4 separate regions of the Homo sapiens genome follow, and all the other regions are linked to region 1. A link is a contact called in ENCODE Hi-C data. All regions are on one chromosome and are shown on one strand. The core of a region is the stretch at or near the end of the contact, and the rest is flanking DNA. Distances in the headings are between cores, read along the strand shown.

The links. Hi-C counts contacts between places; a loop is a spot of excess contacts on that map. Pooled maps may share reads with other maps.
Region 2: a map with no recorded cell type shows a loop between it and region 1 (5-fold over the local background). The contact joins the enhancer-like site here to the promoter of CD96 in region 1. A Hi-C loop is called at or near these places in 2 of 37 single-sample maps with no recorded cell type and 3 of 50 pooled maps.
Region 3: a map of naive thymus-derived CD4-positive, alpha-beta T cell shows a loop between it and region 1 (8-fold over the local background). The contact joins the promoter of LINC01990 here to the promoter of CD96 in region 1. A Hi-C loop is called at or near these places in 1 of 168 maps with a recorded cell type or tissue (naive thymus-derived CD4-positive, alpha-beta T cell), 1 of 37 single-sample maps with no recorded cell type and 3 of 50 pooled maps.
Region 4: a loop to region 1 is called in a map of naive thymus-derived CD4-positive, alpha-beta T cell, with 7 times the contacts of the local background. The contact joins the promoter of BBX here to the promoter of CD96 in region 1. A Hi-C loop is called at or near these places in 3 of 168 maps with a recorded cell type or tissue (CD4-positive, alpha-beta memory T cell, CD8-positive, alpha-beta T cell and naive thymus-derived CD4-positive, alpha-beta T cell) and 10 of 50 pooled maps.

The regions. Positions count from the first base shown.
Region 1 is chr3:111,538,716-111,545,444 of GRCh38, reverse strand. CD96 (CD96 molecule) reads right to left here and starts at 3,248. Exons shown (of 14, transcript NM_005816.5): 1 at 3,136-3,248; 2 at 43-399. The coding sequence starts at 3,196. It overlaps LOC105374039 (a long non-coding RNA gene), which reads right to left. Exons shown (of 3, transcript XR_001740846.1): 3 at 3,442-3,510.
Region 2 is chr3:115,655,922-115,662,650 of GRCh38, reverse strand. The region is part of intron 1 of GAP43 (growth associated protein 43); the gene reads right to left. Among named protein-coding and RNA genes, the nearest start is that of GAP43, 36 kb to the right of the region's middle. RefSeq lists silencers at 3,715-3,784, 3,965-4,194 and enhancers at 3,116-3,987, 3,988-4,860. Within about 2 kb of position 3,755, at least 35 of the 41 ENCODE cell types and tissues checked have a DNase peak (open chromatin) inside an H3K27ac peak, as active enhancers do.
Region 3 is chr3:107,427,875-107,434,603 of GRCh38, reverse strand. LINC01990 (long intergenic non-protein coding RNA 1990) reads right to left here and starts at 3,674. Exons shown (of 3, transcript NR_110039.1): 1 at 3,646-3,674. RefSeq lists an enhancer at 2,479-2,668 and a silencer at 2,879-3,128.
Region 4 is chr3:107,519,919-107,526,647 of GRCh38, reverse strand. BBX (BBX high mobility group box domain containing) reads right to left here and starts at 3,686. Exons shown (of 18, transcript NM_001142568.3): 1 at 3,541-3,686; 2 at 250-321. RefSeq lists enhancers at 1,097-1,146, 4,020-4,069 and silencers at 1,347-1,556, 3,010-3,079, 3,190-3,279, 3,310-3,619.

The DNA of each region.
Region 1 (6,729 bases), core at 1,999-4,498:
GAGAGCTGAATGAAAGCACATCCCTCTACCAGTTATGCTTACCGTGTGTCTGAATGAGAAGGTTGTAGATTTTAGTCTGAATGCCCTCTGGATACAGAACAAGCATACACTCGTACCTTCCACTGACTGAACAAGACATATTCCTTAAGTGCAGAGTCCATTTTGACCCATTCTCAGGAGTTTCTGTGAAAGTCACAAGTGACTCACAGGGTCTCCCATAGGCACAGTAGAAGCCGTATTGGGGATGATAGACAGCAATCAGGTCTATCTTATTGGTGACCTTGGACCATTGCATCTGCACGAAGAAGCCTACTGTCTGTGTTTGGCAGGTCAGGTTGACATCAGAGCCAAGTGTAGCATAAACATTTTCTTCTGTGTTGACTGTTTTTTCCCAAACTCCTGAAAAGAAAGAACATGAGCCATGAGTTTAAATAATTCACATAGAATGACGCTTAATTAAAAACCCTAGTCACTTCAGTAAGGTGAGGGGAGCAACTGAGGAAATTTCTCCCTGGCTGCTTTAGGAATAGAGTAGAGCTTGTGTCTCACTCAGATAGAGATGCATGAGACAATATAAATGAGGAGGCATTTACGTAGAGAAGCTAGAGGTAATTACTGACTTCTAAATATTTATCTATGTGTTGGTCTGACCAAAATATAATTGAAGGTTTCAGACTACCTGTGAATAAAATTAAGCCTATTTGAAAATTGAAGCACACCAGCAAACTTAGTATGACGATTCTTCTTACGTTTAATATAATTGGCTTTTTGGGTTATAAAACGACAGCTGAATATAATACACACGTGATGCTTTCTGAAACTGCAAAAATAAATGATATGTGTATAGCAATTTCTTTGAAAAATACATGTTTACAAGGGCCTTTCATATCTTATCTTGTTTAATCCCCCTCACACGCCATAGGTGATGTTGTTAACCCCTTTTTATGAGGAAGAAACTGGGCCACAGAGAGATGAAACAGTATGCTCAAAGTCACACCTCCAGGCCTGGCGCAGTGGCTCACGCCTGTAATCCCAGCACTTTGGGAGGCTGAGGTGGGCAGATCATGAGGTCAAGAGAACCAGACCATCCTGGCCAACACGGCAAAACCCCGTCTCTACTAAAAATACAAAAATTAGCTGGGCGTGGTGGTGCACGCCTGTAGTCCCAGCTACTTGGGAGGCTGAAGCAGGAGAATCGCTTGAACCTGGGAGGCGGAGATTACAGTGAGCCGAAATCATGCCACTGCACTCCAGCCTGGCAACAGAGTGAGACTCCATCTCAAAAAAACGAAAAACGAAACAAAACAAAAAAAGTCACACCTCCAGTAAAAGAATGAATTCAGTTGCCCAGAGTCTGTGGTCTTTCTATAACCCTCATAAGTATAACAGTAAAACTCCAGCCAAGGAAGACAAAGAGACCTTTAGAGACCAAAGAGAACTTTATTTAATTCAGGCATCCAGGCCCACAGCAGACTCATGCCCAAAATGGCTGCTGACTCTGACAAAGAAAGCAGGCTTGCTTATATGTCGTTTGAGGTGGGAAAACAAGGCAGGATACAGGTTTCAGGCAAAGACAGTAAATTATTTAACCCGTGACAATTCTGAGAAAACTTACAATTTAGTTATCTTAACCAGTCAATCTTGAAGCTAGACAGAGATGGGGTAAGGTAAAACAGGAGTTACAGAAATATGTGGGGGTCTGGGGGCAGGCAAGAAGCTTGGAAGGTTGAGATAAGCTCACAGCTGCAACTTGTTAGCAATGCTGGGAGGGGCTACTTAAATTTCTTAGCCTACATATAACTTCTAAGTAACCTATACTTAATGTTAACTATTACCTATGTTATGCTTATTATTTTAAACTTTATTATTACTTATTTTATTTTATTTTCCTTCCACATAACTTCCAAACTGTCTCCCAAATTCAGTCTAGTTGATTAGAGTAAGAAATTTCACTTTCAATATACAAGGATTGAAAGGACCTCATCTAACCTTAGGTAGAGGTTCCACTTAGTATCACCTCTAATCGATGGTCTGAAATACTAGACATAAGTAGAGTCTCTTTCCCATCAGCAGTCTGACTGAGTGATACAGGACACTTAAAATGTGTTAAGCATTGAGACTGTGACATGCCTTCAATAGTGTTGGCCTCAGTTTTAGAATTAACATGGAATCCTGTTACAGAAATGATATATATTATTGTGACAAGTACCACTGAAGCTCACAAAAGGAAAAGATAAAAAGATGACAAGCAACTGAGAAGAAACAAGCCTCTTAAAAGTAAAAGTACTTGACAAATGGGAATTATCATACTTCTGTGGATGCAAAAGTTTGGTAGGCAGAGGTTAGTACAGTTTAATGTAACTTCCTGTGAGCTATCCTTTGCCTGAAAATATGGCTCTGATCCTATCTACAGCATTATATTCCAAATCTCTTTTGATTTAGAAATTCTCCTTAATATTTTCATAGCTATGTCTGAAAAGCACAGTTAATTCTTAAGACACTCAGGCTTACTATGATACTCTCATACTGTGGAATACAGAACTAATCTTGCTTCCTTCTCTTTTTAAATAGGCCCATTAGGCTCTCGTTCCCACTGTCATAAGGATTCCACTTTGTCTCCCAGGTTCATACCTACACATGCCTCATTAAAATTCAACGTGTTTTCAACTCCCAAAGACCTTAGTATTTGGATGAGAAATACTTGTTATATCCAAAAGAAAGAGAGTACTTGAGAGAGAAAAAAGTTAAACAAGGATCTCTGAGCGTTGATGGCTTTGTAATTTTTAATTTTTCCGCAGTTGTTTTGGCTACCATTTGGAGAGCATTTCATTTCCAAGAAACACAATTTGCCAATTACTCCAGAGATCCTGTTAGAAAGGAAATGGGTGAAAATGCCTCAGAGCAGTGGCACAAATGACCCATTCCCTTCTTATTTTTAGTGTTCATTAGTAATCATTTCTAGATTCTAGCATCTCTCTTATACCTGCCGCTTAAATACATAACTGAAACCCTTAGTAATGATTTGTCCTTTGGTGATCAATTTCAGCAGCAGTCACAAGGCATTTTAAATGAACAGAGGCCCCATCCGCCCCTAAAGCGGCCCATCCGACAAGAAGGGACAACTGGAAGTCTTACCCTTGACAAAATGTATCTGGATGATGTAATAGACAGCACAGTATTTCCATTTTTTCTCCATTGTCTTCTGAACACCTTACACCAGCATTTCTGTAATGATCACAAAGTCAATTGATGTTTTCAAGCAAACTCCAGCCACCCACTTCGTGCTAAAAAACCCGAACTCTACCACACACGCCTGGGTCTGTTTATCACTTGGCAAGCCCCCAGGAAATGAAACGTAGACAGGAAAGTAATGTGGTTCAGGACTGAGTATAACGTTCGACAGAACAATGTTGAAATTGTTCTCTGAAATTTGTGTATCACCTTATTTAAGAGACTTTTCAGTATCCAAAGAGTCTCTTATTCAGGATCTCTGTGTCAGTCAAGCTGCGTCTAAAATCCAAACAAAGGATATCACGCAGAGCAGTTGGCAATGTGCTTTTTATACATTTTTTTCAAGAGCACAAAGTCATTTAACAAATGTGAGCTTGGTGTTTTTCATAATAGTTTTTCTGTTCAATCTTAAGATATGTTTTCTTTCCAGAATTGCCCTGGGGTGAAAGAACAAAGAATTAACACATTTAATTTTAATAAAATCTGAAAAGTAACAGGGAATAGTGTCAGCTATCAAACCAAATTTTATTGTCTCTCCTCTTGCAGGGAAATGCACATTTCCTGGGAGTGGAGGAGTGAGGGCTACTTTTCTACCCCTCGTCTGGGAAGACGAGGGAAGGTTGGAGGTCAGATAGGGAAGTCTCCCACCAGGTTGGCTGGAGGCCATTTTTGTTCACCACAGAAGAGTTTATCCATGCCTAAGCCAAAGCAAGGCAGTAACAATCAGAATCCAAAGGCAGAGAATTCCCACCTCAGTGAGCTATTAGGCTTATTACATCTGCCTAGTTACTTCTATTTACAGAGAACCGCAAACAGGTTTCAGGAAAGTGACCCCTTGGTAAAAATGTCTGGCTATTCGTAGAACACGATGACTGTTCCCTGCTATGATTCTCTGATTTAATTGTATTAGTTTTTCAGCCTGAGATAAAATAGGCTGTCATCACCCTCCAACATTAAGAAAACAAGCATTAGACTGAGGACTACTGTAAGTTTGATGGACAAAGAATAACTACAAATAAACATGTGTGTCTTCATACAACCGTATGAATGATTAAAATATCCTGTGACCCTAATCTCATTACTAGAATATACGTACCACCTAGCAAGACCAAAGACAAATGAAAAGGCCAGTTGTAATCCTGAGATGGGAATTCTTTTCAGGTGAGGTGGAGATAATTTTCGTCAGGTTGTCATCATGTATACACCAATCTCTCCTATGCAAGGACTCGTGGTGAATATGGACGATGCTAAGACAGAAGGAAATGCTTTTGCCATTCAGGAGATTAAATTTAGATGGGAGAAGAGAGGTTTTCATGTAAATAAACAAGGGCGACTGTCTTCCTGGACGTCCAGATCACCCCCTATACCACCACTGCAAATACTTGCCATGATAATTGCCATACTTATTCAGTATTCCTCAGCTAATGATTTCTTGCAGAATTTAGATGTAGTTACTGCTTGCCTAGTCCAGTGCTCCCCAAACCTTTATTATCACCCCTTCCCAACTTCCCATGAGTTTCAGGTCACTGGGGATATTGGGTCAGGTAGTACTGACAGTGATTTTCCAGGGAAGGCCTGGGAACTCAAAGTCCTTTATAGAAGGTCAGGAAGAGACATAACTGCTCTGGGTAGCTTCATCTCTTCCCATTGCCCCTGGAAATTCTAGTAAATCAAAGTTTTATGAAGCATAGCAGCAAAAATAGTCCTGGAGATGCACTATGAAGATCCTGATTTGCACGTTGGTGTCCCTATTAAATCAGGACACATTACAAGCCTGGAGAAGGGATTCTATGATCTCGTTCCATTTTTCATATTAAGAGGAATTTACCTAAGTAGAAACCAATTCAAATATACATTTATTGAATTCTCTAAGAACAATACCCTCTTTGGGGTATTTAGACTTCTCCTATCTTTTATTGTATTAAAGTGAAACAGTTGTTCCAAAAAAGTCTGTAAACTCAGAAACATGGAAATGGTCGTTTATTTTCCAGTGCTACAGACTTACTTTCAGTAGAATTCTTGCCTCTCATTGGGGTTGGGCTACCTGAGCCATGCATTTAGTGGCTATACGGCAAATCTGTCTTCTGTGTATTGTTCAGGGCTTAGTTAATGATTCTTATATCTAGAAACTTCTATGGCCTGAAGCCATCAGATTTGATTAATTTTTCTTTGGGATCCACACAGGTTCTGAAAGTATAACAATTTCAGATGCATGGCCACAGAATATTAACTGAACGCTTACACTTCGGGTGTCCTGCAGCTGCAAGACCCAGGCAACAGCCCCTCCATGGCTGTTTGCATGCAGCAGGTGGCAGCAACACTCCGCAGACTGGCACGGCTATCCCAGGTGATGGGAATTGCCCCCACCGCCTTTCAATCCTGGTAATATTTTCTAAAGGCTCTTTCAGCATGGGGATAGACAGGCGTTCTCTATACTTAAAAATAACTCTTCTATGGAAGTCATGTCAATCTCTTCTATTATCCTCCCTACCCACCATATCCCGATTGCACAGGGTTTCTTCTGCCTTATAGTCTGCTGCACATAAGGAGAAAACAGAAGCAAGTCAGTTTCACACACAAAAAGAAATCGTGATCTTCTTGAACTGCAGAGGCAAATTCAATTATTTACAAAGAGAAGCAGGAACACACATTATTTCTGCTAAAGGCAAGCCATGATTGTGTGTTTTGGACAAACTTTTTAAATGCTCTAGCTAAACACACTCAGTGAGAAAAGGACATTTTCAGAAACAGGAAGTTGAGCAAAAGGTAAACTTACTTTTGTGGTTTTCATAATGGTTAACTCAAATATTACTTACTTATCTTTAAACACTTACTAAAAATAAAAATGGGAGTGCTATACTTTTGCATGTTTTCCAAAATGCTTAGAAAACATGATGGTTAAGGTTTCAGTTAATTAAAAAATACTTGCTGTATGTCAATTCTTAAGAGATTACTGAAGAGGCATAGTTCTAGATAATTTTAAAATACCAAAGATAAAACACAACCCTCAGTTTTAAGGCAGTTACCATTTAGCTGGGAGGAAGCATCCATGTGCACCAAAAAAGTCAAGCAGCATAAAGCACAGCCCAAATGAGAAGGTAGGGCAGGATTTTAGCAAAGGGGGAGTTATCTTAGGGGTAGAGTGGGCCAAGAGCATATGAAGTATGGAATCTAAACTTGGCCCTATAGGCGTCAGACTGGTAGAAACCGCAAGCTAAGTCATTCCAGGCAGAAGAAACAGGAAGAGCCAACACTTGACAGTGTTGAAGTTCAAGGCCATTTAGTGAGTGGGCTATTCCGGTTTAGCAGAGGCTGTATTAGGGGACTTGGAGCAGACAAAGCTGTCCAAGAGCTTTGAATTCTAGGCTAAAGGGTGTGGGTTTTTTCCTCATGTCAGAGAGACTCCCTAAAGATATTTCAGCATATGAGTCATATATTTAAAGTAACATTTTAAAAGGATAAATTGGGTGGGCGTGTGTGAAATGAATGGAAGAAAGG
Region 2 (6,729 bases), core at 2,506-5,005, 4.1 Mb before region 1:
AAGAGGTGATGTCACCACTCTTACCAGGATTCTGATTTACTTCTCAGAAACCAAGAATTTCCCATATTACTGTATCAGCTCAGAATTATACCCAAGACTAGGAATAAATGATTCCCAGAAAAATCCAGTAGCCAACTCTCTCTGTGGTTTGCAATTTGACAGTTACTACATAGAAAATTCCCTAATTTCTCCCCAAGCCAAATTTGCAATTCAAAGTCATATCAAAACCCGGTAAGCTGAACAAACCAAAGTTGCCTGATACCTCTGCAGCCTCTGGTAAATGAGTATGCATCTGAGTGACTATGCCATGATATGGAAGATATGGAAGCACCCAAGAAACATACAACAGAAGGTTTAAATCACTGCAGAGAATCAAGGCAATAACAGAAGTAGCTGGTGGCGATAGTGCAGTGGGTATGCAGGGAGGACCTAGACGAAGATTCTCCTTTTACCAAATGTCAGAAACTCTACCTAGAAGTACTATTCTCATATTTTAAGGTTTAAAACTGACAATAAAAGCTAACACTATAACATTCAATCTAAGAAGCTCTCTTCCTTAGTCTGTCTTCCACTCTGTGCAACATATTTTATCACAGTAAGCTAAAATCGAATTGTGGTTTCATTACAATATGCCCTTCCCCTTCCCCCCGACCCCCACCAAAAACAAACTTTAGACATTCCCATTGCTTATCAAGCTAAGAAAATATGCATTGCTTTGGCATTTGAGAAATTCATGAAATGGTCCCTATCTTCCCACTTCTCTTGTGAGCATGCCCTGTGGTTTGCAATTTGACAGCTCCCAGGTAAAAAAAAAAAAAAGCCCTAGTTTCTCCCCAAGCCAAACTTGCGATTCAAAGTCATATTGCTGGGTGCGGTGGCTCACACCTGTAATCCCAGCACTTTGGGAGGCCGAGGCGGGTGGATCACGAGGTCAGGAGATCGAGACCATCCTGGCTAACACAGTGAAACCCCATCTCTACTAAAAATACGAAAAATTAGCCAGGCTTGGTGGCGGGTGCCTGTAGTCCCGGCTACTCGGGAGGCTGAGACAGGAGAACGGCGTGAACCCGGGAGGCAGAGCTTGCAGTGAACAGAGATCACGCCACTGCACTCCAGCCTGGGCGACAGAGCGAGATTCCTCTCAAAAAAACAAAAACAAACAAACAAACAAACAAAAACAAAGTCATATCAAAGCCCGGTGGGCTTGACAAAGCAAAGCCAAGTCAAACCACCCTTTGGGTGACACTGAAGTTTGCCTGCCTTAGAAGAACCTCTGCCCAGTTATATCTTAGCAGCTTGCTCAACTCAGATGCTGCACAAAGGCACTTACAGCTAAATCTAGGCGTCACATGCAGAAGTGCAGGATAGAAGAGAGTGGTGAAAAAAAGCACAGAAAACTTGCTGGGTTCCAGTGGAAGGGCCAGACCAGTGAGCTAGCAGCATGCCAGCTGCACTCCCAGCTGCAAGGGAGTGCAATGAGCTGCAGCTGGGAGGACACTTGTGGAAGGAAAAACAGTTTTTTTTTTAACAATCTGAGTTGAGTAAATTGCTTATGTGTGAAAGAAACATTTTGTGGAACCAAGTTAAATGGTGCTAAGTCACTATACAAAGGATCACACCCTCCAGCTCAAGACACCTGTCTCTAGGGACTATTTCTAACAATCTTAGATCTGGATGAAGACAAGGCAGTGAAAGCTATCGAGATTAGCTAAGGGAGCACAGTGACCTGGCAACAGAAACAAAAAGGGCTTCTTAAATCCCCAGGGCTGTTCCCTCAGCAAGAAGGAAAGGCAAGGAGGACAGATGCTGTCTACAGCCTAGCCGTTCCACATGTGGACCAGCAACATCTGCACCACTAAGGGCAGTTTGGGCTGGCAATGCAGACTGTCACCCCGCCCAGGCCCACTGAACCAATATCTCCATTTTAACAAATCTTTTGCACATTCAATGATGAAATATACTGGCCCACAACACTCAGACTAAACACACCCGTTCTGAGAAATCTACAGTTCTTTTTGAATATCTCTTTAAATGAAAAGTTTCAGACAGTTTCAGAGGTGCCTCTATTATAAAATTCAGAGAAATAATCAGCAGCAAGAAGGCCAGGCCTGACATATCCCAACCTGACTCCAACTTTATGAAAGTCTCTTCACTTCTCTGGATCTGTTTCTTTGTCTGTACATTAAGGGAGTTGACTAGGAGATTTAAGACAAACATTCAAAGTGTAAGTTTGAATTGTGTGCAAATGTATATATGTTCTGTTTCCCTATTTCTCTAGAAAAGAAACATCTAAGAAGTTATCTGTGATCTTATTCTAGTATCTGGAATGGTATTTATAGGTATATAATTATAGGTACATAATTACTGGGAATTTTGGAATATGTATACAACATGAGGATCTCCAAACTGAGAGAGCACCAAACTTCTCCGCTGGCCAGCCTCCCATGTGGCAATACCCTTGACTCTGTACAGTTAAGGATGACTTGACCTGCATGCCTCTATGAACTGTTAAATAAACCACCTCAACAGGAAAGCAGACACCATCCTTTAGGCATCTAATTCCTACCCTCTCAGAATGCAGTAACAAACCCTTCATGATTCAGCAAAAAGCTAAACATTCCCCCAAAGCCTCTGCGATGAAAAAAGTGAAAGATTCTAAAGAAATGTCTCCCTTCACAAGTTTTAAAGCCAAGTTTTTAGCTGTGTTGAAAATCTGAATGGAACTCACTGTCCTAGTTGCGGGGGAGGGGGCTGCTAAAAATAAATAAATAAGATACGCGAATCACTGTTATCCTCTACCACAGTTGGCTTCAACCTATTTAAAAAGAAAAAGAGGTCAGAAAACAGAGAGGGAAGGTTCTAACCCTCATGAGCTTCCTACACTCATCACTGGCAGATGCAGTATTGTCTCTCTACAGCTCGTCTACCCTCGTGGGTCTCTTCAGTCATCAGCTTTTAGGGATGGGGACCCATTCTGACCCTAAGAAGCTTGCTGCCTGACACCTTGCCCCTCTTCCCTTTTCTCTCTCTCTAATATTTTATTTTAATTTTTCGCTCTCCTTTCATGTGGACCTGAAGCCACTTACAGCCTGTGACAAAGCCCATCACATCGTAGTGTTTAATGTTCATTCACATTATTGAATGAATGAACAAATGCATGCTGGTGCCATGTGTTTCCAAGCGAAGAGGAAATCTCACACCAAGTCTAAATTTGGCCACGTCTACAATCATCTCACTTCTTTCCACCTGCTTCGTTTACCCTCCCCCCCGAAAAAGAAACTTGTGTGCAATTGTCTATAGAACCTGCATTTCATAGTGAGAAATGGAAAGTTCAAATGAAAAAGCCTAGAAAACTTTTTAAAAATAGTAATAATCATGAAAGGCCATTGTTTTCCAAATGGGGTCTCTGGCCTTCACTCCTCAGCTGTTTGTTCCTTCCTGTGCTGTCTTCTAAAGACAGAGCATTGCTGTTTAGTTTCCAAAGGTCCGCTTTTGCTGACAAAGAAACCTTCCTGCCGGCCGCTCTTCCACTCCCCTGGCCCTGTTAGAGAAAGAGGCGCAAACAGCCCGAAGAATGCTAAAGTGCTTTTTGCCGCCTCCAAGCAAGGAAAAAGTGGGCGGTACAAGAAGGTTACTTCCAATTGACCCAGCTTTCTCTCCTCTTCCCCACCCGCTGCTTAACCTTGGCTGACCCAGGGCTGCTCAGTCCCCGGAAGCAGGCTGCGGTTGCTGCTGCGGGTGGGAGCTGAAGGCGAGCGGGCCAAGAAGGGCGAAGGAGAGAGCCCGGCGCATCGCCCCTGGGTGCCCTCCTCCCGCGGAGAGACCTGGGGCCCTGGGCTGACGCTTTTGTTCTCCAAGCCCCTGAAAGAAGCAATTATCTCCCAAACAAGAGATTGTGGAGATTCGTTAAAAATGAAAGCGAACTCCCGGGTGTTCGGGGAGCAAGAGGCCTCCCCGGAGGTCTGCGGAGTTGGAGGAGGAGCCCCGCGGACCCCAAGCGCCGTGTCGCTGCCTCTGGGGGGCTCTCCGTGCAGCGGGCGGAGGCCGCGCCACGCCCTGCGGTCCCCAGGGTCTCAGCGGCTGAGGCCACGCCCGCAGCACGGCCGCGAGCCCGCGCGGGTGGGGGCGCAGAGAGCCGGTGACTGACGGCAGCCGGGGAGAAACAAAGAGATGAGATCACACTGCAGAGCCGCCGAGGGAACGCCTAAAGAAGGCAGAAAATGAGACGCGAAAAGGGCCTCATGGAGTCAGAACGCAGAAGGTGGGGTAGGAAGGCCAAGGCAGAGAAACGAAGCCCTGACTTGGAGAAGGGAAACCAGGCAGTTTGTAAGCCCAAGAGTAAGAAGCAAAGTGGGGAGAAGGAAGACAAGCCAGAACCAGCCCTACTTAGGAAAAAAAAACCAAAAAAGTTTGCTTCAACCCTCTCCTCTCCTCTGCTGCCCGTCACGTTGTTCTCTAAACTCTGATGATTTGTGTCAGTTCTTTACATCGTATTTTGTTTTGTTTGAGTCTGGGGTCTAAGGATGGGCTTCAGAGTATCCCTGAAGTAGTGTGCAGTATGTTTGGTTTATATGATTATTTCAGTGTTGAATGCTCATAGCTTTTTTATATGTCTAAGGTATGTAATACCCCGAAGAAGGTTAACTGTTTCTAGGCCGCACCATTGTGGAAAAGAAAAAACAAATAGAAAACAGCTAACATGGAAATGTTACCAGGGATGAGGAATTTAGTAATACCTTGTCTCTTTGGTTAATCAGATTAATACCAGTCATCTAATCAAAATAAACATTTTTGGCTGGGTACGGCGGCTCACGTCTGTAATCCCAGAACTTTGGGAGGCAGAGGTGGGGAGGATTGCTTGAGCTCAGGAGTTCGAGGCTAGCCTGGACAACATAAGGCAATTGTGTCTACAAAATATATTATTTCATATATTATTAATATATGTTACATTGGTTTTGCCTGGGGCTCCTTGAGGCAAGTCACCAAAGGAGCAAGGCCAAATCTCATCACATAAGATTATTAACTAGAAAAGACTAATTTGTTCTAGGGCCATACTTGTACCTGATAGCTTCTCACCCAACTGTAAGTTGATTAAGGGCAGTGACCTTATCTGGTTTGTCATTTTAACAGCAGCTCCTAGCATAGTCCGTGGGACTTAGCAGGTACTGAAAAAATATTTGCGAAAGAAATTAATGAATTAACAAGTGAAAGATAGTCTTCTCCCCATCTCCCCATAAACTGATCAATACCCAAGAGGCCCGGGATCAGTTTCACCATCTGGTGGTAACTATGGGTAGTTGAACAAAATCTCACCCAGTGTTCCTTTCTTCGTCCTGGGGGTGAACACACACCTAAGCAGTCTTTCTCCTTAGACCTAAGCAACTCACCTCTCCTACACTTCCACTTTAGCTCATCGCTTGCTCACATAAGCCACTCATTTCCTCTTTTATTCTCTTTTTATCTGTTTTCTCTTTGCCCTCTCCCCACATGATGTTTCTTCCAACCTTTGCCCATCATAAGAAATCATTTTATCCATCCCTCCTTTCATTTATCTTGAGACTCTCATTATGACACAGAAGTAACTAATACAAAAGAGTTTTGCTATAATTTTCATTCTCAGTACTGTTGAGGGTGGGCTACCATAATACTTGTAGACTAGAAAAGGGAAATTATACGCAAGTACGTGTGTATATAGTTTTTTATATTTTTGCATTTTTAATGAAATTATATATGAGGAAATGGTTCTATTACACTCCGAAGCCCAGTAACATTATTTTCTTCTATGTTTCCATTGCAAACATATAGAATTTCAGTTACATTTTGGATCAATCTGAGTTTTACAGACAGGTCTGGAAATTTTAGGTTATTTCTGTGGGGAAAGCCTTTTATGTTTCAAGTTTAACAATTTCTTTTTGAAATACAATCCATTTTTTACTAGGAAATTGCTTGCTTTTCTAAGAAACTTCTCTAAGGGGCTGTTTCACTGATACACTTTTACTTTCTGAGAACGATGGAAAGATAACATTTCTATTATTACAAAATCGAAGTTTAGGTAGATTACATCATTTTCTCCCAACCAAATTTCAGATTAGCAGAAAAAGTCCTCTTTTACCTAGATCAGGGATTCCCCACCCTCAGTATACATATTTACACCAAAGAGGCTTGTTTAAATCCAATTCATAGGTTCAACTTTCAGAGATGCTGGTCGAGGGAGCCTAGTATAAAGAGCCCAAACTGCATGTTAGTAAATGTGCTAGTGGGCTGCATCTATGGTCCTTAGACCTGAACCACAGTCCTGATTGGAAACAGCTTCCTTGATTTTATATTAAACAATTCAGAATTTTCTATTTCTACCCCATTACCTCTTTACTTTCAAGTCAAGTGGATACCCAGCAGCCGCTATCCCACACAAATGACCAAGAATCACTATTCTAAATTCCAGCATGCATAGACCCACTGAACATAAGACACAAGGCCTAGAAGAGACCATCACACCATGACATTTCATAGCCCTTGAAACTGAGACCAAGAGAGTGAGTCAGTAGAGCCCCAGATAGAGCTGGGGCTACCTCATCACCCCCTGTGTTTTTGTTTATGTCCCCAGGGCACAGAGTATGAGAAGGCTGAATTTTGGACAAAGTAGATAACTGAATTAGATCATTAGTGTCAAAGGCATGCTTTGGCCTAAGGCATGTGGCAGGCCTCAATTTATTATCCTTCCATCCCAGG
Region 3 (6,729 bases), core at 2,425-4,924, 4.1 Mb after region 1:
TACCTCTAAATTTAAAGTAATGGGGTAATGTGAAAAAGTATAATAAATACACTATGTTTTCCTCTGTTTTCAGATTTTTTTGACATTCCGTAGTATATGACAAATGGACATATTGCTTTAAACATACTGAAGGTATTATTTGAAAATGTAACATTCTATTTAAAGTAAGTTTAGCCTCTTTCCTAAGTTTTCAGATACACTAAACAAAGTTTACATAGACAGATTCCTCAGGAGCTCTAGTGAGAAGAGAAGGATATGGAAAAACTCCTTATACAGATTAAGGATATGGAAACAACTCATTATACAGATTAAGAGCCATAAAAGAGACTATGTAAGGAACAGAAGAGGTCTGCTGCACAAGCACGAGGTTATTGCTCTGTGGGAGGTAGCAGAGGGTCAGGAAAATTCACATGTGTGGTGCTGTCTGAGCAGAGTTTTGGGAAATGAATGGCATTTTCCAAGAGACAGGTGTGGAAGGAAGGCCAGGCAGAGGATGGGAATAATGCAAGAACACAAAGCAGGGGACAGCACTATATGTGCAGAGGACTACAGCGTGTTTAGTATTGCTTAAAGTTTGATGAGAGGCAGAATTGTGGGTGATGAAAAGTAGTAATATCATGTAATATTTTATCTGCCTTCTTCATAAGTCTAATTTTAATTTTATCCTGTAGAATGGATGGGAGATCAGCAAATGATTTTAGGTAAAGGAAATAATTTGCTCAGAGTTGTTGAGAAAAGGCAGTAGTCTGCATGGTTCTCTCTTTCTTTCTTTCTTTTGAGAGAGGGTCTCTCTGTTGCCCAGGCTGGTACACAGTGGTGCACTATGGCTCACTGCAGCCTTGACCTCCTGGGCTCAAGCAACACTCCCATCTCAGCCTCCTGAATAGCTGCACTACAGGTGCACACCACCACACCTAGGCCGGAGTGCAGTGGCATGACCATGGCTCACTGCAGCCATGAATTTATGGGTTCAAATGATCCTCCCACCTCAGCCTCCTGAGTAGCTAGGACTACAGGATGCACCACCATGCCCATTTTTTTTTCTTTTTGCAGAGATAGGGTGGGGGTGGGGCTGGGGGTTGCGGGGGGGGGAGTGATGGATTGTCTGTGTTGCTCAGGCTGGTCTTGAACTTCTACTATCCTCCTGCCTTGGCCTCCCAAAGTGCTGGGATTACAAGCATGAGCCACCATGCCTGGCCCCCATTTTCCTTTATAATATTAGCGTTCTTACCAGGTAACATGAGCAGAAATGAAATAATCGAGTTTCACACGGTTTCTCTCTCCCTCTGGGAGAGAAACTAGATTAACAGTCAAAAATCCAGAAGGCAAGCAATTTGAAGGGGAAACTAAGGATAATCAAGATTTGACTGTACACTTTTTGTAACTGTTGAATTATTTACCTTCTTTGACTCCTCCTGGACTGAGCCAATGTAGTCTGGATAGTAGAAAGGACCTTAGCCAAGAAACCAGGAACAGCCTCTCTGAATCTCTTTCTGCAATTGTGTGTTTCCAGAAAAATTGCTTCTTTGAGTTTGTTTTCTGATCAGGAAAATGAGGAAGTTTGATTACATCAAGGCTTCTCAAGTTCTAATTCTATCACATTCACCTAAGGTGGTTCCAAAATATACAGATTCCCAGATCTGACTGAAGGACACATTGTAGAGGTTGGGCTGAGGTCTCTGTATCAGACTGGGCGTAAAGTGTAATGTCCTGTCCTGCCACTTATTAACTGGGTGACCTAGAGTAAGTTACTTCATGACTCGTATATTTCTCATAGGTAAAGCAGGGATGATAATATCTCTACTTCATATGTCCCCGGGAGGGTAAAATGATAGAATCCTTTTTAAGTAGCAAGTATATTGCCTGTCACATATTAATCATTCAACAGATGTTATATATTATTTGTATAGCCCACAGTATTCACTGTGTGTGTGTGTGTGTGTGTGCGCGCGCGCGTTTGGTGCAAGGTAGACGATCCATAAGTATCTGCTGCGTAAATAAAAGTTGTTTTTTTTTTTTTAGCAACTTCTTTTGTTCTCAGATCTGAAATGATTAGCCCAGGAATTACTTCCCTAAAAAGGTAAAGCTAGTTTGAGAGAACTGCTTAAATGTGGCGCTCAATCTTTGCTATCTTAGACTGAGAGCCTCATGATAATTAAAAAATAATTTAAAGATGAAAGTCCTACTAGAGTGGGCGAGCTGATTACGAAAAGGAATGAGCCTCAGAGACTGTTAGCCGGATCCAGCCGGCCACTGCGTAATCCACTCCAGTGACTCTCACCTAGGTGCGCATCTCCATTTTATCTCACAAGATGCCGTGAAATTCTCAAAGTCATTGTAACTACAATTGATTTTGAATCACAAAAAAAGCAATATTCCATTTTCCGTGTTGTTGACCAAGCAGAAAACAGAACGTAACTTTTAAAACGCTTGAAAATCAGGGCTATCAAAAATAGAGAACTTCTATTCGCCATGAACTCGCTGATGCAAACAATCAACGCACACTGAACCGTGTGTTTTTCTGGGTGGTGGTGGTCCCTCGCCAAATAGTCAGCGTTTGGTTCTCCGCGTCTGTAGCGAGAGGAGTTACAGTTTGGTACCGGCAGGGAGGAAATCGCCTCGCAATCTCTGGAGGTGGCCTCCTAGAAAGATCGCCGGGAGGGGAGGAGCCCCGATTGTCCTGGAAGAAAAGCATGGCCCCATCCGGGAAGTCACAGCTTGCCGGGAGCCCAGGGCTGGCGGCTCTGGGTCCTGGAGGTGGCAGACGGCGGAGCAGCCGGCCTCGTAGCCCGGGCCTGCGCGCCTGGCAAGGGGCTCAGTGTGTGCGAGTGAAAGACGCACACCGGGCGGACCTGCGTGGGCTTCGGCCTCGCCCCGCCGCGCGCGGGGTTGCGGCTGAACCTGACCAGGGCTCATCCCTGCCCGGCGAGGGTAAGGGCGGCCCGGGATCCGCTGCTGCTCGGATGGGAGCCGCTCGGGGCCGGGATCCCTGGGCCTTGCGGGGGCGCGGCAGCCCCTCCCCCCGGAGCCCGCGCTTCCGCCCGAGCCCCGGCGGCGGCGGCGGTGACCGTGGCCCCGCCGCGCCTTCCGCCTGGGAGCTGCCGCCGCCCGCCCGCGCCCTTGTGCACCGCGCCCACAGGCCGCGGGAACCCAGAGCGCCCGGGCCCAGGGGCCTCTGCCGCGCGACTGAGACGCACTCCGAGCTGGACGTGTGGAAGGTTCGGCCAGCTCGGCGTTTCGCCCCCGCTGGGGATGGGCCACTGGGCACCTGCAGCCACCCAAGAGCGGGGAGTTGGCCGGGCCCTGGCCAGGGGCCGCCGCCACAGCGTACTGGCAGGGAGAACAGAGCTAGCTAAGCCTCCTTCCTCTCCCAGATTCCCAGGGAAACTGGACAGCCCGACGCCCAGAGCGGACGGGCGAGAGCCCCTGAGGTGCCAAGTGGACCCCGGTTCTGCTGCTGCCACTGGCCGATTGGGGACGCCGGCACTTGCGCTGTGGGCGTGTGGTGGGGCATTTCCGTTATCCTCTCGAAGACACCCCGCCACTATTCCTGCTCAAACAAGCACAGTCTGGTGTGCAAGCCGACCGTACCTCCTCCCCTCCCTCCTTTCTTGCACGCACCTTCGTTCGTCTATCTATTCTTACCTTCTTCCCCAGAGCGCCAAGACAAATGTGGACAAGAGTGAAGAAGTTAGGATACTGCCAAGTGTGTGTGTATTGGGGTGGGGGGGTAGTAATAAGCGGGGAGAAAGTGATGAAAATAAAATTAGAAATCCCAGAGTATGTAGCAACACACACACACACACACACACGCACACACACACGTTCCCAGCCTGTTAGCAATCTTGGCTATGTCCAAGTGGAAGCAAATTTTAATGCTCGGTCTCAGAAGAAAATTTCACATATACAGGCTTCAGAGGTAACGGGGTAACCGATAGCTTCCTTTTACTTCTCGGCATTTATTTTTGCTTTTCTGAAGCATAGTCCTATGTTTATTAAAGGGACCACAGGAGTACACGCTGTTTGAAAGCCATTCCTGGACACCACTGAGGCCGGCTTCCCAGGGAGCCTTTGTCGCCTCTGCAGCAGAGGTCACTGGACTCTCCTCAAGGTGTAATGTGAGGGAACAGGTGCCTCGGGGGCTTGGGAAAACACCACGCTGTGCTCTGATGTGTGTCCCCATCCCGGGAGAAGGCAAGTGCTTTGCATAAGGACCAGATGGGTTGCTGAATAGGGAGGTGGAAAACAAATAGACCCTTGGGTGTATCTTGAACCCCTTCAACACCCCCCCTTCCCCACTCCCCGCCTTCACCGAAGCAGTGTCAGAGTCCTCTTCGATCCAGCATGCTCTCCTACAATGGCGAAAAACTGCATTAAAACGAGGCAGTCGGAGCTGACTGCGGAAACCCATGTTCTTAGAGAGTCGTCTGGCTACTGCGTAGTCCTGGAATATTCTTTTTTTCAAAAGGCCTCTTCCAGTTGATTCCAACCGGGTTCGGGTTATTGTTCTCACCACCGATAGGGGGCAGCAGGTGTCCTGCGATGCCCCGGGGATGTGCGCGCAGACTGCCCTGCTGTCCCCGGGAATCCGACTACACTGAACGTTTGGGGCAGAAGCAGGAGCTGCTGCCTCTAAGTCCACCGCAGCAGCTGCCGGGACTTGGGCCTCCCAGCCTGGGCGCCTGGGGGGGGCTTGCCCTGTGCAAAGGGTGGGCGAAACCATCTGTGCACCAAGCCTGCCCCTAAACTTAGCGTACAGCATAGATAAATAAACTCAGTTGTATGCAAATGCTATAATTAAAATATACAGTCATTTGAAAGTACTGTAGGCTCTATTGGAGTTTTTAATTGTTTTTGAGTTTTCTCAATCAGTAGAGAATTTAAAAATACGGCTATCACAGTCTGTTTGGAGGGTGGTGGTCTGTTACGTTGAATTTTAAAAGGGCGTCTGTCCCTAGAAGTTGGGAACTACTGATCCACAGAATCGTTTGATAACCGTGGTAAAGATTCCGAGGCATCTCGGAAGGGAAACTGGGAGGACTGAGCTAGTCCTAGCAGGGTGTGTGTCCGCCCGCGCCGCGAGGCGTGGGCAACACAGCCCCATCCCGGGAGCGCGGAGCTATGGCAGCTGGGATTGGTTCAGATCGAGAGTCCTGAGGGGCTGGGATTTCCTGAAAACCTACTTCACTTGGTAAGCCAGAGCGCTTGAGTTTTCGGAATTCCCGAGGAAAGGTTCTATATATTCTCCAAATCCACATTTTCTCAGATATAAGCACTTTTTCCCTAAATTAAAAATATATTTGGGGTTTGTGGAGCAGTAATTTTTTTGGAAGAAAGAAAAATCCAATGTAAAAATGTAGAGACTAGCTATTATAGTCATCTCTAAATAGATTTTTGAAGTGATAACGGCTAAATTATCCAAATGAAAAAAAATGTGTAATAGTAGTAACAAGGCTGTGCCCCTACTTTATGAATCTCACGCACAATTAAAAACTCTAATCCCTGAAATACCTTTGGAAGGGAGGGAAGGATTACAGACTAATTATAGGATTTATAACACAACACTAAGATGTTTTCATTTTATTACAATAATGAACAAAACATTGATGATATCTACTTTTAATGTAATTCTTCCAACATCATAACAGATTTTAGAAATGCAACCATAACCACTAGAGAAGGGAAGAATTTCAATAGCACACTAAATTGTCAGAAATTTCATTAACATGGAAAGTTCATATCATGATGTCAGAATATAGACTCTCTTCAAATTAATGATGAATACTAATTAAAGTCAGAACATTTGTAGGAAAGTATAAAATCTGTATCTGAGAGGGGAGAGGAGGAATTAGAGGAAGGAAAGGTCAGGGAAGTAATGTGAGTAAATCTGAGGGGGAGGATTTCCATATTGGGTTCATGATACTAAGAGAAACCAGAGGCCCAGCTGCTTCTATGGATAGCCCTACAGCTGTTGAACCGTGGGACAGAGGTCACTATGGCATTTGAGAACACAGATTATTCTTTGTGCCTAAAGATAAACCTGAACAATTTTTAAGTTTGTCAGGGACCAGCACTGTTCACCTTCAAATGTGTTGAAGGACCTGCACACTGAGCATGGGCAAGTTTTAGTCCATGTTTAAAGGAGCAAAACTATACCAAGGACCAATCACAAAAGTGTCTTTTACATTTTTTTGCCACAAATTGGCAAAAATATGAAATAATTTCAATATTGAAAGCAGTCTATGGATTTATAGCACAACTTGGTTTATTTGCTGAATAATAATGTCTATCATTTCCTGTGCCACATACCAGCTAAGCAAGGTAGATATGATTAGCTCTATTTTACATATAAGGAAACTAAGGTTCAGTGAACTTGATCGACGTGCCTACATTTACACAGCTATTAACTGGAAGGCCATTTTCTGATTTTAGAGCCCAGGCTTTTTCATTGTCTCACTGCAAACCCTAAAACTGCATGTATCCGTATAAGGGATTCAAACCTTGGATTCTCAGATATCTGATCACTGAGCAAAAATGGGAAAACTTATTTCTGTCATGATTTGAGTGACCAAAAACCAAAAGCTAAATTCAAACAAAACCAAAACCTACAGGCCACAGAGGATCTCAACCTCGAGTTTCTATATCCCAAGTGCTTTTTGGAAGTAATGATGGGGTGGGGAGGAATCTACAACCTAGTTTAAATTTTCAAAAATCTAAACAGATATTGCG
Region 4 (6,729 bases), core at 2,437-4,936, 4.0 Mb after region 1:
AATAAGTTTTGAAACGACAATTACTTGTAGATAAACACAAAATGAATATTTACTATCTTAATAATAACCCACAGCTGAATTCTAAACACTAAGAATCATAAACTGACTTATGCTGTGGGAAACTCAGTGAGACAAGGTTTCTGGGGTGCTGTAACCCCAATAAAGCATCTTCCTCTGTGAACAATAAAGACCCTTATGTCATTACTAATTGTCATCCTGCTTCCCTGTACGAACAGTTTGCATACTTACCCAGGAAGGCAAATGGAAAGTACACAGGGAGGAAGATGAACTGCGGCAAAGCCTTTGTCATATGATAGTGACCTATAAAGTATCAAATAAAGGTACATCATCAGTATAGTAGGGCTTTACAATAGTACAGTCCCAAGTCCTGTAACATCTATGAAGAGAAGGTACCAAAACCCAGGAGTCCAGCTCCCACTAACCCCTCCCCTTTCTCTACCACCCCCCGACACTGGAGAACTGTGGGAACAGAAGGCAAAGAAGCTCCCCGTATTGAAAGGGCAGAGGCTGGGGGGCAACCCAACTGGCATTCTAGGGTATCTCCCGTACCCTCGCTTCCTACTCCCCACATGTACAAAGCAGAAAGTTGATCCATTCTGCAAACGCAAAAACCACACCGCGATCATTCATCAACTTGCACAAGTGATCACCGCCCCCAGGACAAACACACCAGTAACCAAATCATAGGGATCGATAGGCAGCCCGAGCCTCGCCTTGCCCAGGAGACGGCGGGAGGTGCCACCGCGGCGGCAGCGGGTCCAGGTATCGAAGCCCTCAGCCTTTCAGACCTGGGCGGCCACTGCCGTCTCCCAAACACCCAGCCCGGGTCACAATCCCCAGATTGGAGATAGGAACCGACCAGGGAAAACACATTCGCCAAAGCCCACAGCGGCAAGTGCAGGGCCACCAGGTCTGCGAGGTCGGGGTGGGGGGAGCTAGGAAACAAGGAGGGAGGAAGAGAGCGAGGGATCCCACCCCGGCTTTGTTGCTGGTCACCATCAAGTTTGCATCTTAGTACAAAATGTCGATCTTAAAGGCTGACAAGACAGAGGCAGAGGCAGTGGGAGAAAGAGAAAGGGAATAGAGTCCATCTTGCTTTGGGAAAGAGGGGGGAAGAAAAAATGAAGTGCAAATACCACACTCCGGGCGTAAAAGTCTGCTAAACACCTTTCCATAACGGAGGAGCAACGAGTGGGGTGTCCCCGTGCCCGTGCCTGCTCGAACTGGCGGCGGTCTGGGCAGAAAACGCCTCCCTCTCCTCCTCTTCCTCCTTCTTCCCCTCCTCCTTCTCCCTCTCCTCCTCCTCCTCCCGCGGGCCCCGGCGAAGATCCCGCCGCCACTGCCTCTGCCTCCGCTGCCCCCCAGGGAGGCACCGCCGGCGCCCGGCCCGGCGCTGCCATTCCGGGCTTGGACCGCGCGGCGCAGAGCGCGTGGGGCCGGACCCGGGGTGGCCGCGCGGGGACGTCGGCGCCGGGGACCCCCGGCGCCCCTGGGCCGCTGGCTGCCTACAAAAGTCGCGCGAGCAGAGGTGGCGGCGGCGCGCAGGGGCGGGGGGCCGCGTGGGGGCCCCCACGCCGCCAGTGGGCAACCCCAGGAGATGGCGAAGAACGCCCCTCCCCGCGCGGGGAAAGTACCCCAGTCCCAGTCAGCCACCCCGGGAACGGCAGCCCGGCGTCCGCGGCCGGGAGAAGAGAACTGGACGTGTCATTAGCAGGACAGGCAATGGTTTCAAAGCCCCAGGCCAATGACCATTAGCAGAGGCAGAGCTCGCTCCGTCCCCATCCCCCACAACCTCCACCCACCTTCCCCTTCGCCCCCCCCCCCACCTCCACCCCACCTCGCGAAACTTTTCAACAAGATCCACCTGGACTAATTTGTCCACAGACAGTTAAAATATTGACTAGACCCTACACACTGGGAAGGAAGGGGAATGCACGCTTTATTTTCCTTCCTACAGAAAGGAAAGCAAAAAATAGCTTCTCTCTCTGTCTCTCCCTCTCCCCCCCCCCCCCTCTGTCGTACATGTTGTGTCTTAGCTTTTTGCATCGTTTCGTTTTACCTTCCTCATTTAGCAGAAATGATCGCGGCTATTTCACACATAAACGTGTTCCAGATTCTGGGATTCAGGGTCCTTGTAAATTACAGGACTCGGGTTCGGTCTCAGTTATGTTAAGTTTCATACAATACCAAAAAATAAATAAAATATGATAATAAATTTCAGAGGGTGAGTGAGCGAGACGAGGTGGAGGAGGAAAAGAAACCTCGAGTCTGATTTCTGTAATTTACTAGCGACCCGGATCGCAGCAAATAACAGTGTAACACGAGTGTGGCTTAAGAGGGCTAGGGAGCTCTTTCTAGAGGCATCGACCCCATCCCCGGATAAAGGATCTGCAAGTTTTCTGTCATCGCGACCAGGCAAAGCCGTAACTTACCTTCAGAAATAAGACTTTAAACGGCCAAGGCCTTCCTCCTCCCCTCCACCACCACCCTCAGCCTCGCTCTCTCCACCTTAAACTTATTGACACAACATAATCCCACATTCAAGCAAAATCCTGACACAGCCTCCCTCCTCCTCTTCCCCCTCCTCTCTTCCCTCCCGTTCTCTCTCTCCCTCTCTCTCTGTCTCCCTCTCTCCCCCCCCTTCCCTCCCTCTTCTCTCTCCCCTTCTCCCTCGCCCTCTTCCCCCTCTCCCCCTATTCTTCCTCCAGGCTACTCTGGCACTAAAACAGCACTTTCTCTACTCGCCGCGCATTTGGGTAGGGGTGGGGGGTGAGAGGGCACTGATCTGCGGGGCCGGAACACCCAAATCCCAACTCTCCAGATGAACGAGCAACTGGGCTGCTGTTCCCGGTCACCAACGCAGACGAAACGTTCAATAAATCCACCGAAGGCTGGCTCCTCGTACCTTCCTCCACTGCCCCTGCTCCCCAGGCCCCACCTCCCCGGCAGCCGAGACCAGGCAGGGCTCCACGTACTTTCGCCGAGATGAAGTTTGGGGCTCCCCGGGCGGCCACGAGCCGCCCGCCGGCGTGAGGGCTCTGTTGTTGTTTTCCTGGGGCCGCTCCAGCCCGCGCCCCGGCGCCCGTGCCCCTCTCAGGCGGCGCTGCCTGTGTGCCGAGAGGTGCTGGTTGCAAACGCAGCCTGGCACCGGCTGGCCTACTACTCCCCAGCCCGGCCCCCAGCCTCCCGCTCGCAGGGCACTGCCTCAGCGCCCCCCGCCCCCCGGCCCCAGCCGGCGCGGCCGCCGCGACCCTCGCCCCCGACCTCTCCCGACCCAAAGTTTTGGCGGAGGGGGAAAGTGCCCAGGGAGCGGGCCGGCTGGCGGCGGCTCCGGACGCGCGGGGTTCCCTCCGTCTTCCTCAAGTCCACCCTACCGGCTGCCGCCGCCGCCGCCGCCGCCGCCGCCGCTGCTCCTGCCGCGGAGTCCTTGGGGCTGCAGCCCGGCGGCTCGCAAGTGAGTAGGAAAACAGAAAGTGAGGGGAGTGCGCCCAGGGAGGGCTGGGGATGGGGGGCGCCTACCTCGCGGGCTCGCCGGGCGTGAGGGCGTGTGTGTAGCTAGCCCTCAGCGGCCAGTCAGGGTTTCTCTATGGGAAAGTGGAGAGAAGCTCGCGGAGCCGCTCTGCCTCCGCTTCACTGTACACTGCTCCACATACAGTACATGCAACCCGGAGAGACTGAAAACACTCATTTTATATAAGGCAGCCTGCCATTGGCCCGCGCAGTGACGGACAGGCCGCGCAGCCAAACAAGAGGCCCGTTACACCCAAACACACGCACACATACACACATTTTACAGAGACACACAAAGATCATCACATTTTCTATTTTCTAATGTTCGGGACCTGTAGACAGTAGGAGAGGACAGGTAAAGAGGCCCAGCAGAGTGGGGTAAAGGGGAAAACCCCTGTCTGCACCAAGTTGCAAGGCTTGAAACTGGTGTCCTTTTGACTTGGGAGGGTTATGGTAATAAACTACAACTCCACTGGATATGGAAGTGAGGGGGGTTTTTCATCGCTGCCTTTTGGTGCCCCATGGAAGAGGCCTGCATTGTGTTACGATTTTACAGCCTGACCCGGCTAACAAGTGGCCAAGAAAGGCTTTTATCACCTTGGATTTCTTTTGTCAATGGGTTAGCTATCACATAGGCCAAAATAGTGCAAGATAAGTTTATCAGGACTCTAATGCATTGAGGTTGTTAGTGCCTCATTCGTAGGTAGATTCAAAAAAATCAATATAACAACACACAAAGATAAACATTTTGCTGAAATAGCCAAACAACTTTTAACTGGTCAGTGGACTGCCATCACCTGTGTGGACATGCAAACTGTGCTGTTAGGTAAAATAAGTCATGGAAGATTGGCTATTGACCCTTAGCCTTCAAAACAGACCTTTGATTCAATATATACATGATTTATATTTTGCATATTATATATAAAAATATATGACTCTTTACATATTTCACATCTCATGTGAACATCATATGTTGCATGACTTTTGGAGATGATGAACCTCAGGACTGGTCTTTCTGATTGTTTTTCAACAATGCAACTTCAGAAGATTATATGAGACAGTTCAATACACATAAGTCAACAGGTTGGTGGAAAGAAGTCAAAGCTGGAAATTAGAAGGAATAAATTGTAGATTAAACTCTTTAACCAGCTGAGCAATCTTGAGCAAGTTACTTAACCTCTCCAATGCTCAGACTTGGTTTTGATTTTTAAGATTAAAATAAGAAGCTTTTCCAGATTCCCTCAATTAAATGTTTATTCAGCATCTACTATGTGTCAGGCATTATCTTAGGCCTAGATGTTTTCTTAGGGTTCCTTCCGTTTTAAGAGTTGGTGAATTATTCTCAAATACAAACATTTTGGAGATTACATAAACACTACGATTTTATGGCCTAGGTAAGTAGCTTTAAAACTTAAAGAAAACCCAACTAGGGCAACTTATTTCAGTTCCCCTTTTATTTCCTTGATGCTGTCTTAAGGTTTTTCTCTCGCATCCATAAAGTTGTTAAAAGAGTGTATGTGTGCATGTGAGCACTCCTGTGTAAGAGGGAGAAAGAGAAACAAAATCAGAAAAGTTTAAAAAGTTCAGAAAACAAAGTGGTATTTAGAAATGTGATGTTTATTTTTTTAGAAAAATCATTTTTAAAAGGAAAAGTATATAAAAAATCACAGCATTTTATTTTATTTTATTTTTGAGATGGAGTCTAACCCTGTAGCCCAGGCTGGAGTTCAATGGCGTGATCTCAGCTCACTGCAACCTCCGCCTCCCGGGTTCAAGAGATTCTCCCACCTCAGCCTCCCGAGTAAGCTGGGACTACAGGCACCTGCCATCATGCCTGGCTAATTTTTGTATTTTTGTAGAGACAGAGTTTCACCATGTTAGTCAGGCTGGTCTCGAACTCCTGACCTCAGGTGGTCCACCTGCCTCGGCCTCCCAAAGTGTTGAGATTACAGGCATGAGCCACAGCGCCCAGCCAATCACAGCATTTTAAACAGATAATATCAAAGTTTGTATTAGGGGTGGGCGCGGTGGCTCACATCTGTAATCCCAGCACTTTGTGAGATGGAGGCGGGTGGATGACCTGAGGTCAGGAGTTCGAGACCAGCCTGTCCAACACGGTGAAACCCCCGTCTCTACTAAAAATACAAAAATTAGCTGAACGTAGTGGTGGCACCTGTAATCCCAGCTATTCGGGAAGCTGAGGCAGGAGAATCACTAGAACCCAGGAGGTGGAGGTTGCAGTGAGTACAGACTGCACCATTGCACTCCTGCCTGGGGGACAGGGCGAGACTCCGTCTCAAAAAAAAAAAAAAAGTCTATTAATGGCAGTTTCATTTAGTTGACACAAGGAACAAAATGTTCTTTATCCACACTACACTGCTCTGAGGTCAGTGCTAAGTATTATCACCTCTAGTTTACCCATAGGAGAAATGAGTCAGGGACAAGTTATATAGCCTGCTCCATATTGCACAGAATGATAATGAAGAAGGAACTTAAACCGAGGACTTTTAATACCCAGCACAGGTTTTGAGTAATTTGACAACCCTTCCCTCCAAATCATGAACTTCAGAGGCAAGAGGGAATTGGAGGGAAAACCAAAAAAACTTTCTTAGAATTTCACTGTGCTCCTTTTTGAAAAGGAAAAAAAGTCGACAGGAGTTGCTACATTTAATTGCAGAGTGAAGTGTTGTGCATTATTTGCTAGTAGAACTATGTTGTGAAAAATAGAAAAGCCTATCCTACTCCCCACTCTTATCCCCAACCTCCAACCATAGGAAAACATTCTTCATATTTTTATGGTCACAAGATATTTTTGTTGAATTACACTTAGCTTAGCAGAATTATTTAGAGGTACGGTCTTCAAACTTTTAGATCACACATTGCTATCAGTAAAATGTTTGAGCATGTAGTCTCAATATGTATATTCATGTACACATTAAAAATTCACCACTGGACCAGGCATCGTGGCTCACACCTGTAATCCCAGTGCTTTGGAAGGCCAAGGCAGGAGGACTGCTTGAGGCCAGGAGTTCAAGACCAACAGTTTGAGACCAGCCTGATCAAGATAGAGAGACACTGTCTCTACCAAAAAAGAAAAAAAAAATGCACCATTGCATAGATTATTATTTATTATTATAAATCATATATTTACAAAAACAAAATTTAAAAGCATGAGATAAAAAATAAATAAGAGTTTAA